Regions from separate parts of the Homo sapiens genome. Here region 2 is linked to region 1. Evidence: chromatin contacts called from ENCODE Hi-C or POLR2A ChIA-PET data. All regions are on one chromosome and are shown on one strand. The core of a region is the stretch at or near the end of the contact, and the rest is flanking DNA. Distances in the headings are between cores, read along the strand shown.

Region 1 (5,991 bases), core at 1,209-3,708:
GCCCCATTGGGAATGCCTGGGCCACCCTGTTTTCGTGCACACTCCCACGCATGTCCCACTGCCGGACACAGACCAGCTTCCACCTGCGATCGCGCTCTGTGCTGCCATCCGGGCGCAGATCCTGCTCTGGCTGTGGTCCATCCCTGTAGATGAGCCGCCAGAAGTGGTGGATGCCGCACACCACCCCCTGCAGCCTGCCACCCCACCAACTTCCCTACTGCTGCGGGATCCGAAGCAGCCATTTGAAGACCGGACTGTGAGACAAGCCGCAGAGAGAGAGAAAATATTTGCAAAAGGCACATCTGATAAAGGACTGTTATCCAAAGTATACAAAGAACTCTTAAAACTCAACAATAAGAACGCGAACAGCCCCGTTAAAAATGGGCCAAAGGCCTTCACAGATTCCTCATCAAAGAACATAGATGATGGCAAATAAGCATACGAGAGACGCTGCCCATCATATGCCATCAGGGAAGTGCAGATCCAAAATAACGATGAGGCCAGTGTGGTGGCTCACGCCTGTCATCCTAGCATTTTGGGAGGCCGAGGCAGGTGGATCACTTGAGGTTAGGAGTGCGAGACCAGCCTGGCCATTATGGTGAAACCCCGTCTCTACTAAAAATACCAAAAAAATTAGCCAGGCATGGTGGTGGGCACCTGTAATCCCAGGAACTGGGGAGGCTGAGGCAGGAGAATTGCTTGAACCTGGGAGGCAGAGGTTGCAGTGATCACACCATTGCACTCCAGCCTGGGCGACAAGAGCAAAACTGTGTCTCAAAAAATAATAATAATGATGATGAGATACCACTACATACCTATGAGTATGGCCAAAATCCAGCACACTGAACCACCAGATGCTGGCAGGGATGTGGAGTATTGGGAAGCCTCGTCCATTGCTGGTGGGAATGCAGAAGGGTACAGGCCCTTTGGAATACAGCTTAGCAGTTTCTTACAAAACTAAACATACTCTTGCCATATGCTCCAGCTATCTTGCTCCTTGGTATTTACACAAAGAAGCTGAAAACGTATGTCCATACAAAAGCCTGAACACAGATGATTATAGCAGCTTTATACATAATTTCCAAACCTGCAAGCAGCCAAGATGTCTTTCAGTAGGTGAGTGGGTAGGTAAGTTGTGGTACAGCCACAGTTTGGGATATTATTTAGCTACATAATATTTAGCACTGAATAATATTCTATTATTCAATGCTGACAAGAAATGAGCTCTCAAGCCAGGAACAGACATGGAGGAAGCTTAAATGCATATTATTAGGAGAAAGAAGCTATCTGAAAAGGCCACATGCTGTGATTCCAGCTAGATGACATTCTGGGAAAGGCAAAACTATGGAGATGGTGAAAAGATCACTCGTTGCCAGGGGCTGGGGGAGGGAGGGATGAATAGTTGGAGCACGGGGGATTTGGGGGACAGTGAAACTATTCTGTATGATACTATAATGGTGGATACATGTCATTGTGTATTTATCCAAACCCACAGACTGTCCAGCACCAGGAGTGGTCCCCTAATGTTAACTGTGGAGTTTGGGTGATGGCATGTCATTGGTTTATTAATTCTAAGGAATGTACCCTCTGGTGGGGGATGTTGATCCCTGATCCAGGGAGGAAGGAGTATTAGGAAGCCAATTTGGCTCTGGTCCAAGCCCTCTCCTCCAGTCCAGCCTTTCCAGCAATGAGGGTATCATCAAAAGCCCACATCTATGCTCACTGGCTCAGATATCACAGGGAAAAGAGAACGAGGAATCCAAAGTCCTGAGCAATCGTGTCCCCTTAGGTGACCAAGCCTTCTGCTGTGGGCTCCCCGAGGCATTTCCTGGGAGAAGGGTCTCTGGCTTCCCAAGATGCCATCTCTCCAGCCAAGAAGGTGCCCTGGGCAGTCCCCGAGGCTGGCCATCCCCTCTAGAACCTGCAGGACCATGGAGCCAGCTCTTTGCACGAGGAGGAGCCTTCCTGGATCAAAACCTACCAAGATAACAGGGAACCAGGGGCAGCTTCCAGGGCCCCTTCCTCATTCTGCTGCTCGGAACTCCTTGTGACAAGGACTGAGTGAGTGTCCGGAGTGACTGCCAGCTGGGCCTGTGCTCTGTGTCCAGGAGCCGCGGCAGGGTGCCCAGCGGGGCCTCTTGGATGCTCCTCCTGGCTGGCAGCCCCTGCCCGGCCCAGGCCTTTTTAGCCCCCGAGCCAGGATGGCAGCCTCTTCTCCTGACCTCATTATGTCAGCGCCCGGATTGTGTGCTGGGGCTGGGCTGGGGACAGGATGTTTTCTGCTTCTCCAGGACATTGTCACTCTCTTGGCCTGTGATCATTCATTTCAGGGCCTCATTTTGTTCCTGAACTGGGCTCAGTGTTAGGATTTTAACTGCTCATCTGCCCAGATGGGGGCTGTGCAAGCAGGGTCTGCAAGCAACTCTGCCCCTGGAGTGGTGCCTCGTGGGGGTGGGGGCAGGGCTGCCTTTGCCTCCCTATTGTTTCCAAGCCAGCTCCCTACCCGCACACAGACAGGCAGGCCCTCCGTGAGTGTCCTGAGACCCTACCACACCCCAGTGCTGCCCAGGCCCAGCACCCGGGGTGCGGGTGTACCTTCTTTTCTGCTCGTGATTGGCTGGGGCACGCGACTGCTCTGTAAACCAGGTGCGGGGAGGGCCAGGCAAATACTTAGGTATGTTGGGCCCCATGCCAGGCACCAGGGCATTTCAGCGCCTTTACAGCTCCTCACAGCCTGGGGAGGTGGGTATTACCTCATCCTGCAGTGGATGGGGCATGCGCCTCGGGAAAGGCCGGGACTCATCCAAGGTCACAGGGCAGAGCTGGGGCGCCACCAGGCCCGTCTACCTCAAGCCCAGCACCCCACACCACACCACAGGCCTCCCCTCCACACCCCACGAGCGAAGGGCCCCTCCTCTGCCTTCCTCTAGAGAAAGTTGCCCTGCTTCCCCGGCCTGAGCCTCACGGTGTGAAAGAAAAACAAAATGCCAGGACCTCAAACTCACCATGCCAAAGCGAAAGTTAAGCTCAGAAACTGAGTCAGGCAAAAACTGCCTTCCTTTTCTTCCCAAACAGATAGCTGCAGTGTCGCATGCTTACTTTAGCTTGTGTAAACTGTAGATTTAGTGAGTGGGAGATGAATGCAGAATTTTGGCTCCCCTCACTCCCTTCTTTTCATGCGTAAAATGTAGATTCATTGAGTGCCGCTTCCTGGTCTTCCTGGTGAGGCTGCACGCACTCTCGCCTGGACACTGCACACTCCCTACTGCCTCCCCCAGCTCATTTTCCACATTGACGCCAGAGGGATCTGAGCACATGGCCCTGACTGTGTCCCTCCCTGCACCACCCTCTATGGCTCCCCATGGCCTACTGGCTACCGTCCAAGTGTCTGAGCCTCTGCTTAGAGGGTCTACAGTGTGGCCCTACTTCCTTTCCCTGACCTATGGCCTGGCTCTAACCCCACCTCCCTCTGCACCACTCCCCAGGCATGGCTAGAACTCTGCTACAGTTCTGTCCCCACTGACCGTGCCTTTCCCTGTGCAGGGTCGCCCTTTCATGTTCCTTGTCCAGGCAGGCTCTGGAGTCAGCTTTCACAACCTGTCCCCAGGAAGTATGTTCAGCCAGGGAGGTCAGCCAGGTACTCTGTCCCCTGAGGTGCACCTGGAAAGACCCACGTGCCTCAGCCTGTCATGCTGAACTTTTAAGAGCACCAGAAACTTCTGGGTGGAACTGTCACTTCGAGACCTTAATCCAGAATATGCTGCATTATCTTGATTGGACATTCATTTCCTGTCTCCCGAGAACGATCACACCCCATAAGGAATTTCTCCCATGCAAGCAATTAACAAAGACACACAGGTGACTTCACTGGGGCCCCAGGTTCCTGGGTCTCTGCCCACTGGAATTCTGCCACTCACTGTCAAGAATTCCAGAAACGGGTTCCGATTTCCTAAGGACATCAATGGCACCAGTTGCACAATTCCATCCTGGGGCTCATAGTCCCCTGGAAAGGACACAATGGGACGTGGGAAGACAAGGAAAGAAGAGTAGTTCTGTGCTCGTGAGAGGCGAGCTTCTCTCTTCCTAGGGGCTGCCAATACCCTGGCTCTCACCTCCGTGGGAAAGATCCATGTATGTCCACGTGTGACGTGCGCAGCAGAGTGAGCACAGAGTGTGAGCGTGCAGAGAATACTGGGCTCCTGCCTGATGTCCAGGTAGGAGACTGAGAAAGGAAACTAACAAAGTTGGATGGTTTCTTTCAATGGCAACTTGGGAAATAGAGCATTCTGATAAAATGAGAACAAAATAATCCATTTGCTTGATTCAACACTAGTCACATTTTCTGAGTGCTGTGTCCCAGACCCTGGGATCTGGGTCTGTGATATTCTCTCCCAGCCATGCATAGGTGGTGCCTTGTGGTTGCTAGGTATGGTGGGTACAGAGGTAGGTGAGTCCCTACCTGGGAGTCAGGCAGCATCCCACAGCCCTCACGTGATGCCCTGGGTGAGTTCATACAGACGTAAAGACATGAGCGGCCTGCTGCAGGAGCACAGGGCAGGGAGATGGTGGAGGAAGAGATGCCAGAGGGAGACGGGCTAGGAAGGAGGAGCAGAGTTCTCCAGGCAGGGGAGGGAGACCAGAGCCCCAGGCAGTAAGTGCGGTGTGAGCAAAGACATAGAGGGAGCACCGCCAGCTTATGGGATGGCAAGTGGGTGGGCTGAGGATGCTGAATGACAGTGACAGAGGCATGAGAAGGATCCCAGGAAGGCCAGTGGGCCCAGGCTGCCAGTGGGGAGCTGGGCTTGGGGTTGCAAAACTCAGGAACTGCCCTCCTGTCACACGCAGGGTGTGTCCTGGTCAGAGCTGGTTTTGGAAAGCTCGTTCTGGGGGCAGACACCTCTTCACACACAGACTGTTCTGGGACACAGCTGCCATGGTGAAGTTCCCAAAGACACTACGGTTGACAGAATAGTGGCTCCCCACAGATAGCCCTTCCCTAATCCCCAGAACCCGCGAATGGTTCCTTCTGTGGGAACAGAAACTGCAGATGTGATGAAGTTCCGGATATCGAGACGGGGAGACTATTCTAGATTAGTTTGGCCCCAGACGTAATCACAAATGTCAAAGTGGAAGATCAGATACAGAAGAGAAGTAGGCGATGTGGCCATGGAGCAGAGACTGGAGTGATGCAGCCACAAGCCAAGGAACGCTGGCAGCGGCCAGGAGCTGAAGAGGCAAAGAACGGATTCTCCCCTGGAGCCTCCAGAAGGAAGCTGCCCTGCCACCATCTTGATTTCAGCCTTTCAAAAGACTCATTGCAAACTTCCGGCCTCAGGAACATTAAGAGACTAGATCTGTGTTGTGTTAAGCCACCAAGTTTGTGATAATTTGCTACAGCGTCCACAAGAAACTAATACAGCCACCTTCTTGAATTGTCACACATTGGCAGTCACGAAATATCTCACTTGGAGAAGAGTCATATCAAAGTTGTCTGTGGTCACTTTGGCTAAGTAGACTAAACACGGGATGGGGGAAAATCTCTGACTCAGACTTTCTCTGGGCAAAGAACAGAAATCCATGAGAAATGATTTACCAGTTCTGATGCGAAATCTAAGAAGTTAAAAGTCCTGCTGAAATAGAAAGGGGCTTTTGCAAACTGCTTGTAAGGTCTTGGAATAAAATCTGGTACGTCCCCTGAGTGTTTTAGGACTCTGGCTACAATGAATCATTGCAGCATTCTTCAAGGTAACTTATAGAACCCTTTCCTTTTATTTCAAAGCCTTCAGGAAAAAGTCCTCACATTTATTCATGTGGACGAGGTCCAACTAAGAAAAGAGAAAGCACTCCAAGGAATTACAACAGAGGGAATTTAATGCAGACGGCTCGTTACACAGGTGTTGGAGGAATTGAAAAGCCAAACAGAGGACATTTTAAATGACCCACAGGTTTGCAACAGCAGATAGTGACTACCACCCCTCAGCTGGAGTGATA
Region 2 (5,188 bases), core at 1,457-3,956, 190 kb before region 1:
ATCCTCCCACCTTGCCCTCCCAAAGTATTGGGATTAAAAGAATGAGCCACTGTGTCTGGCCAAAATCGCCATTGTTTTAAGGCAACAAGTTTTGGAGAGATTTGTTATGCAGCAGTCTGCTAACCGCAATAGAGGAGCACACAGGGGCTCAATTTGACAGGTAGTGACTTGCCAGAGGACTCAGCTGATGTGTGGCAGGACCAGGCAGTGAATCTGTGTCTTCCGAACTCCAAATCCCATCTTTGCCCTGACCCTGAACTTCCTCCTTTGGTTTCTGGGATGGCTCTTACTCAGGGAGGGTCCCCTTTTCCCTCCCCACCCAGCAGTGGCCAGGATGAAACCACAGCCAGAGGTGCCCCAGGGGCAGTCCACAAGGACAGGCACACCCAGACACGCACTTGTGGTTTATTACACACAGTGATCTCCATCTACACGGAAATGGAAGGCAAGCAGCCAGGATGGAGCTGGTTGCTGGGAACACTTGCTGGAGGTGGAAAAGCCTCTCGTCAGAGCGTGGGTGGGTCTGGTGGCAGGCCCCCTGCTCAGGCCAGCTGGGAACCAGCCCTGAGCTTTGCTTTGCCTGCACAGCCCACCTAGAGAGCCATTTTTGGCCAGAGTTCTGGGTGGGAGACTTGGGGCCAGTGAGACCCAGACTCTGAGTGGGAGGCCTGCCTCCCTGGTCCAGGCCATGTCCTATCTTGTCCCTCTCTGGGTGATAATGGAAACAGAGACAGGAAGTAGCAGTCAGTCCAGGCTGGGCCCCTCCATCCTCGACACTCTGCTCCCTGGAGCTGGGTCCACATCACAGCGATCACAGAGCTCAGCCACTACTCCTGGCCAGAGGACATGTGCTCTCATGGCAGGCTGGCCTCCTGAGGCCTCCTGAATGTGGTAGAGCTAGACCCTCGTGGGGGATTTCCACTCACTGCTCCCCGGGCCCAGCCGCAAGTGCTGGGCGAGTCTTGTCCGGGGGCCAAGTCTTGTCCAACTGCAGAGGCAGCTGGTTGTGGTTGAGTTTGGAGGCTGATGAGGCCAGGAGCAACAGCAGCCGCTGTTCCACCCCTGGGTCTTCTTGGATAGGGTGTGTCCCAGGGACTCCAGAGTTTTGCGGGGGCAGGTTCTTACAGGGCAGTACCACAGCTGAGAGTCTCTCTGCTGATCAGGTGACTGAAGGCCCAACGTAGCATCTTTCTAGCCTTGCCCGAGCCAGGTGCTTCTACCTTCATCTCCTTCCTGGGAAAGCCCAGGCCCAAGGGTGCCCCTCAGGTACACATCTCCCTGGTCTGGCCTGTCCACTTTCCGGCAGCTTCACATGCCGGTGGCTTTGGGGCTGGGTGGGCATACTCTTGAATGTTAAAAGGCCACAGGTAGCGCATTCCATGAAAAAAGATCAATATATTACTGTTTTGTTTTTACAAAAATTAAAAATGTCCACACGGATCTGTACAGGTGTGAGCTGGGCCTGTGGGTCACTGGAAAAGGAGGAAGAGACTGAAGGTGACGAGGAGCCCGAGAAGCTCCGCCCCCATCCAGGCCACCTTGCCTGGCCTCCCCGGTCCTGCCCATTTCCTCCTATCTTCCCTCCCCCCACTCCCTCTCAGTGGGCCAGTTGGGACAATATCCCAGGGGGCACTGATGGCTTTGCCCTGCCTGGTCCAGGTGTCAGTTGAGTCCATGTGACCCACAGGATGGGTTATACACCATCACCCAGGACCACAGCCCCACGCCTCACATGCAAGATGGGAGAGTCAAAACCAGGGTCATGATGGGAAACCTGGCTATTCAGTCACTGTGCGAGAAGCCGCAGACACCCAGAGGTTTGAGTGACAGCACCCAGGCTCTGGGGCCCTCCCATTCCCCCACCCTCCCCTGCCTCTCCCAAGCCTGCCCTGGAGACTTCCCTGCACGGTACCTTATGCCAGCAGCCAGGCACAGGCAGCCCGTCGGGGCCCTGGAAAGGAAGAAGGTTTCAGTGATGGGGATGGGGCCTGGGGAGCTCCTCTACACCCCACATGCCCTCCCCTGGTCTGTAGGGAGGTGCAGGCCAGGGAGCGGCCATGTGAGACTGCTGGGCCCCACTGAGGCAGGGGCACAATGCCTCCTCTGTCCACCCAGGTAGTGGGGTCATGGGGTCATGGGGAACGACGGCCTCTCACTGAGCTTGTCCTGAGTGTGTTCCCTCTGTGCTTTGTGGGGACTGCTGTGCAGTGGGCAGGAACAGGAGGGCACTAGGAAGGGATGAGCATTGTGCCAGACATGTACAGGCTGGCCTGGGTCCTGCCGAGAGCCGTGTGGCTTCCTGTCTGATGTGACAGTGACTCTGGCCTGGGTCCTGCCGAGAGCCGTGTGGCTTCCTGCCTGATGTGACACTGACTCTGGCCTGGGTCCTGCCGAGAGCCGTGTGGCTTCCTGCCTGATGTGACACTGACTCTGGCCTGGGTCCTGCCGAGAGCCGTGTGGCTTCCTGCCTGATGTGACACTGACTCTGGCCTGGGTCCTGCCGAGAGCCGTGTGGCTTCCTGCCTGATGTGACAGTGACTCTGGCCTGGGTCCTGCCGAGAGCCGTGTGGCTTCCTGCCTGATGTGACAGTGACTCTGGCCTGGGTCCTGCCGAGAGCCGTGTGGCTTCCTGTCTGATGTGACAGTGACTCTGGCCTGGGTCCTGCTGAGAGCCGTGTGGCTTCCTGCCTGATGTGACGGTCACTCTGGCTCCTCACCCTGGGGCCTGCGAGCTTTCAGGCCTTGGGCAGGAATGGCTCCTGGAGGGTTTTAAGGATGGCCCAGGAATTGGCATCCTGCTCCAGCCTGTGCTGGCTGGAGCAGGGCAGGCTCAGGTTGCTGGGGGTTGGGGCTGGGCCTGGGGTAGGGCTATCTAGCGGCACCTGTGGTGCCCACCCAGGAGCCAGACATAAGCAGGGGCCGGGTTTCCTCAGGCAGCCTGGAGGGTGGGGAAACTGGAGAGGAACGAAGACTGACTCATCAGGGACACCAAGGCGCAAAACATGTCATTCTGTTCCAAAGCACAGGAATGAGCCTCAGACACTGGGCATCCCCTGGAATATTCCCATGTGTACACCAGGGACCAGGCTAGGCACCAAAGGGAAGGTGGGGAGGGGGGCAGAATGGAAAGGAAGCAGAAGCGAGGAAGGCCGGGGCAGAGCCAAGGGCCCTGGCTGCCCCGAAGGCCCACACAGCACACGGCACACGGCACACAGCAGGCCAGGCCGCCTACCGCAGGGCATGGCCCATTGCCCCTCGCAGGGCCCCGCCAGCCTGGTGCCCCTCTCCGGCCTCCGCACGTGGGATTCTCCTGTTTCAAAGGAGACAAGGGCTTACTGATTTGGAGGGGAGTCCTGGGCCAGGCCCCGGAGCTGCGGGGCTGGGCCACCCTGCCCCTGCTGTCCCCGCCCTTTCTGTGCGCTGACCACTTCGCTCTTCAAGTCCTTTTCTCATTGACTTCTCAAAACTGTCCGAGGGGAGCGGTATCCCCCACTGCAGGGATAAGGACACTGAGGAACAGAGGCCAGAGGTCTGGGAGGGGGTCTCTAACTCTGGCACCGCTGGAGGTTGAGGCCGGCCTGCACACATCCCCGTGGCTGGAGTGGCCACGTCTGAATATCTGTCCAGTTTTAGTACGAAAACCCAGCTGTTCTGTTTTTCCTGTCTTTTCTGAGCTCCACCGGAAGAGTGTGACATGTAAACCCTCCCTACTTTCTAGAAAAAGGAACTAGGCAGGGCACAGTGGCTCACACCTGTCGTCCCAGCACTCTGGGAGGCTAAGGTGGGACAATCGCTTGAGCCCAGACCAGCCTGGACGACATTGCAAGACCCCAGCTCTACAAAAATTAAAAATTAGCTGGGCATGGTGGTGCATGCCTGTAGTTCTTGGCTACTTGGGAAGCTGAGGCAGGAGGATCACTTGAGCCTGGGAGATGGAGGCTGCAGTGAACCATGATCGCTCCAGCCTGGGCGACAGAGTGAGACTCTGTCTCCGAAAAGAAATAAATGGAGCTGACTTTTGAACTGTGGTTGTTTCAGGCACCAGTGCCTGAAACCACTGGGGCTGGTGGGCTGCCAAAGGCCACTGAGAGAGCACAGAAAGAGGTACAGGAAGGGTGTGGGGGTAGGCAGAGGGGATGTGGGGAAGAGGGAGGTGCTGCCCCAGCCCAGAGAGACTCTTCTGGGAAGGAGGAAGGAAGGGGAGGCACAGCCAGCCAGAGAGGTCAGGGTGGTCCCACCGTCTGTGCTTGGGGAAGCTGAGTTTCAGCTCAGCTTGGCCTCAGGCCCAGTGGGAGTCAGACCCCGACTTCCACCCCAGGCAGCCAGACCACAGCGATGGGGCTGGGCACTCACTGCCTCCGCCCCCAGCGGCAGCGTGTCTGTGCTAACTTTGGTTCCCTCCGCAGGGCCCAGCCCCCTCCCAGGGCACCGCTGATGGTGCTGATGACTCCAGGTAAAGCCCCTCCACTCCTGGTCTAGGCCCTGTCCACTTCCAGCCCAAGATGGCCCACAGTGGGTTCCTACTCAAGCCAGGCCTGTCCTGGGGGTGAAGAATGAGGGGCTGGGCCTCCAGCTCTACAGAGGGGCTGGGTTCCCTGAGTCATGCCCATGGTTGGGGGTGGTTAGGACCAGAGCAAGGGGAACCGCGATGATGGCAGTAGCAGCAGCAGTGGCCCTGACAGTGAGGAAGGCCAGTGCGTGACCAGTGGGGCCTCTGGGACTTGCAGCTGAGTTCCGAGGACAGGGAAGATGTTGGGCTGACCCTGGCTGGAGGCCAAAAAGACCTGGGGCAGGGCCCTCCTCCGACACCTACCACGGGACACGGCTGGTCCAGGCCTGGTGGTCCCGGCTCGCCCTTCTGGCCCTTCACTCCTTTCCGGCCGGGGACCCCTCGTTCTCCCTGTGCAGGAGGGGAGATGGTGGTATTGGTCATGGCTGCCAGGCTTAGGAACCTCCAACATCTCTCCGAGAGAAGCGCGTGGGGCCAGCCTCCCCCTGCCTCCGCCCACCTGCCCGGCCTGGGTTCTCTCTACCTGCTTCACCTGAGCCTCCACTCCCACCTGCCTCCTTCCCCCTCTCCTCCTGCCCCAGCTCCCGTCCAGCTGCCCTCACCTTCTCTCCACGCTCGCTCCGATCACCTTTCTCTCCTCGGGGTCCAGGGAAACCCTGACAAAAGGATTAGATGCTA

What was found. Hi-C counts contacts between places; a loop is a spot of excess contacts on that map. ChIA-PET counts read pairs that join two places held with the same protein, here RNA polymerase II (POLR2A).
Region 2: a map of gastrocnemius medialis shows a loop between it and region 1 (4-fold over the local background). The contact joins two enhancer-like sites. A Hi-C loop is called at or near these places in 1 of 168 maps with a recorded cell type or tissue (gastrocnemius medialis). POLR2A ChIA-PET finds 5 or more read pairs at or near these places in 2 of 52 experiments (B cell and MCF 10A).

Annotation. Positions count from the first base shown.
Region 1 is chr5:178,426,418-178,432,408 of GRCh38, forward strand. All of the region lies in intron 2 of COL23A1 (collagen type XXIII alpha 1 chain), which reads right to left. Among named protein-coding and RNA genes, the nearest start is that of COL23A1, 160 kb to the right of the region's middle. Within about 2 kb of position 2,459, at least 12 of the 41 ENCODE cell types and tissues checked have a DNase peak (open chromatin) inside an H3K27ac peak, as active enhancers do; they include gastrocnemius medialis, where a contact is called at or near this core.
Region 2 is chr5:178,237,229-178,242,416 of GRCh38, forward strand. COL23A1 (collagen type XXIII alpha 1 chain) reads right to left here. Exons shown (of 29, transcript NM_173465.4): 26 at 5,113-5,166; 27 at 4,814-4,900; 28 at 1,913-1,951; 29 at 390-1,472. The coding sequence ends at 1,470. LOC112267937 (a long non-coding RNA gene) reads left to right here. Exons shown (of 3, transcript XR_002956238.2): 3 at 1-1,440. Among named protein-coding and RNA genes, the nearest start is that of PHYKPL, 7.0 kb to the left of the region's middle. RefSeq lists enhancers at 234-907, 908-1,581, 1,587-1,636, 3,637-3,756. Within about 2 kb of position 2,707, at least 13 of the 41 ENCODE cell types and tissues checked have a DNase peak (open chromatin) inside an H3K27ac peak, as active enhancers do; they include gastrocnemius medialis, where a contact is called at or near this core.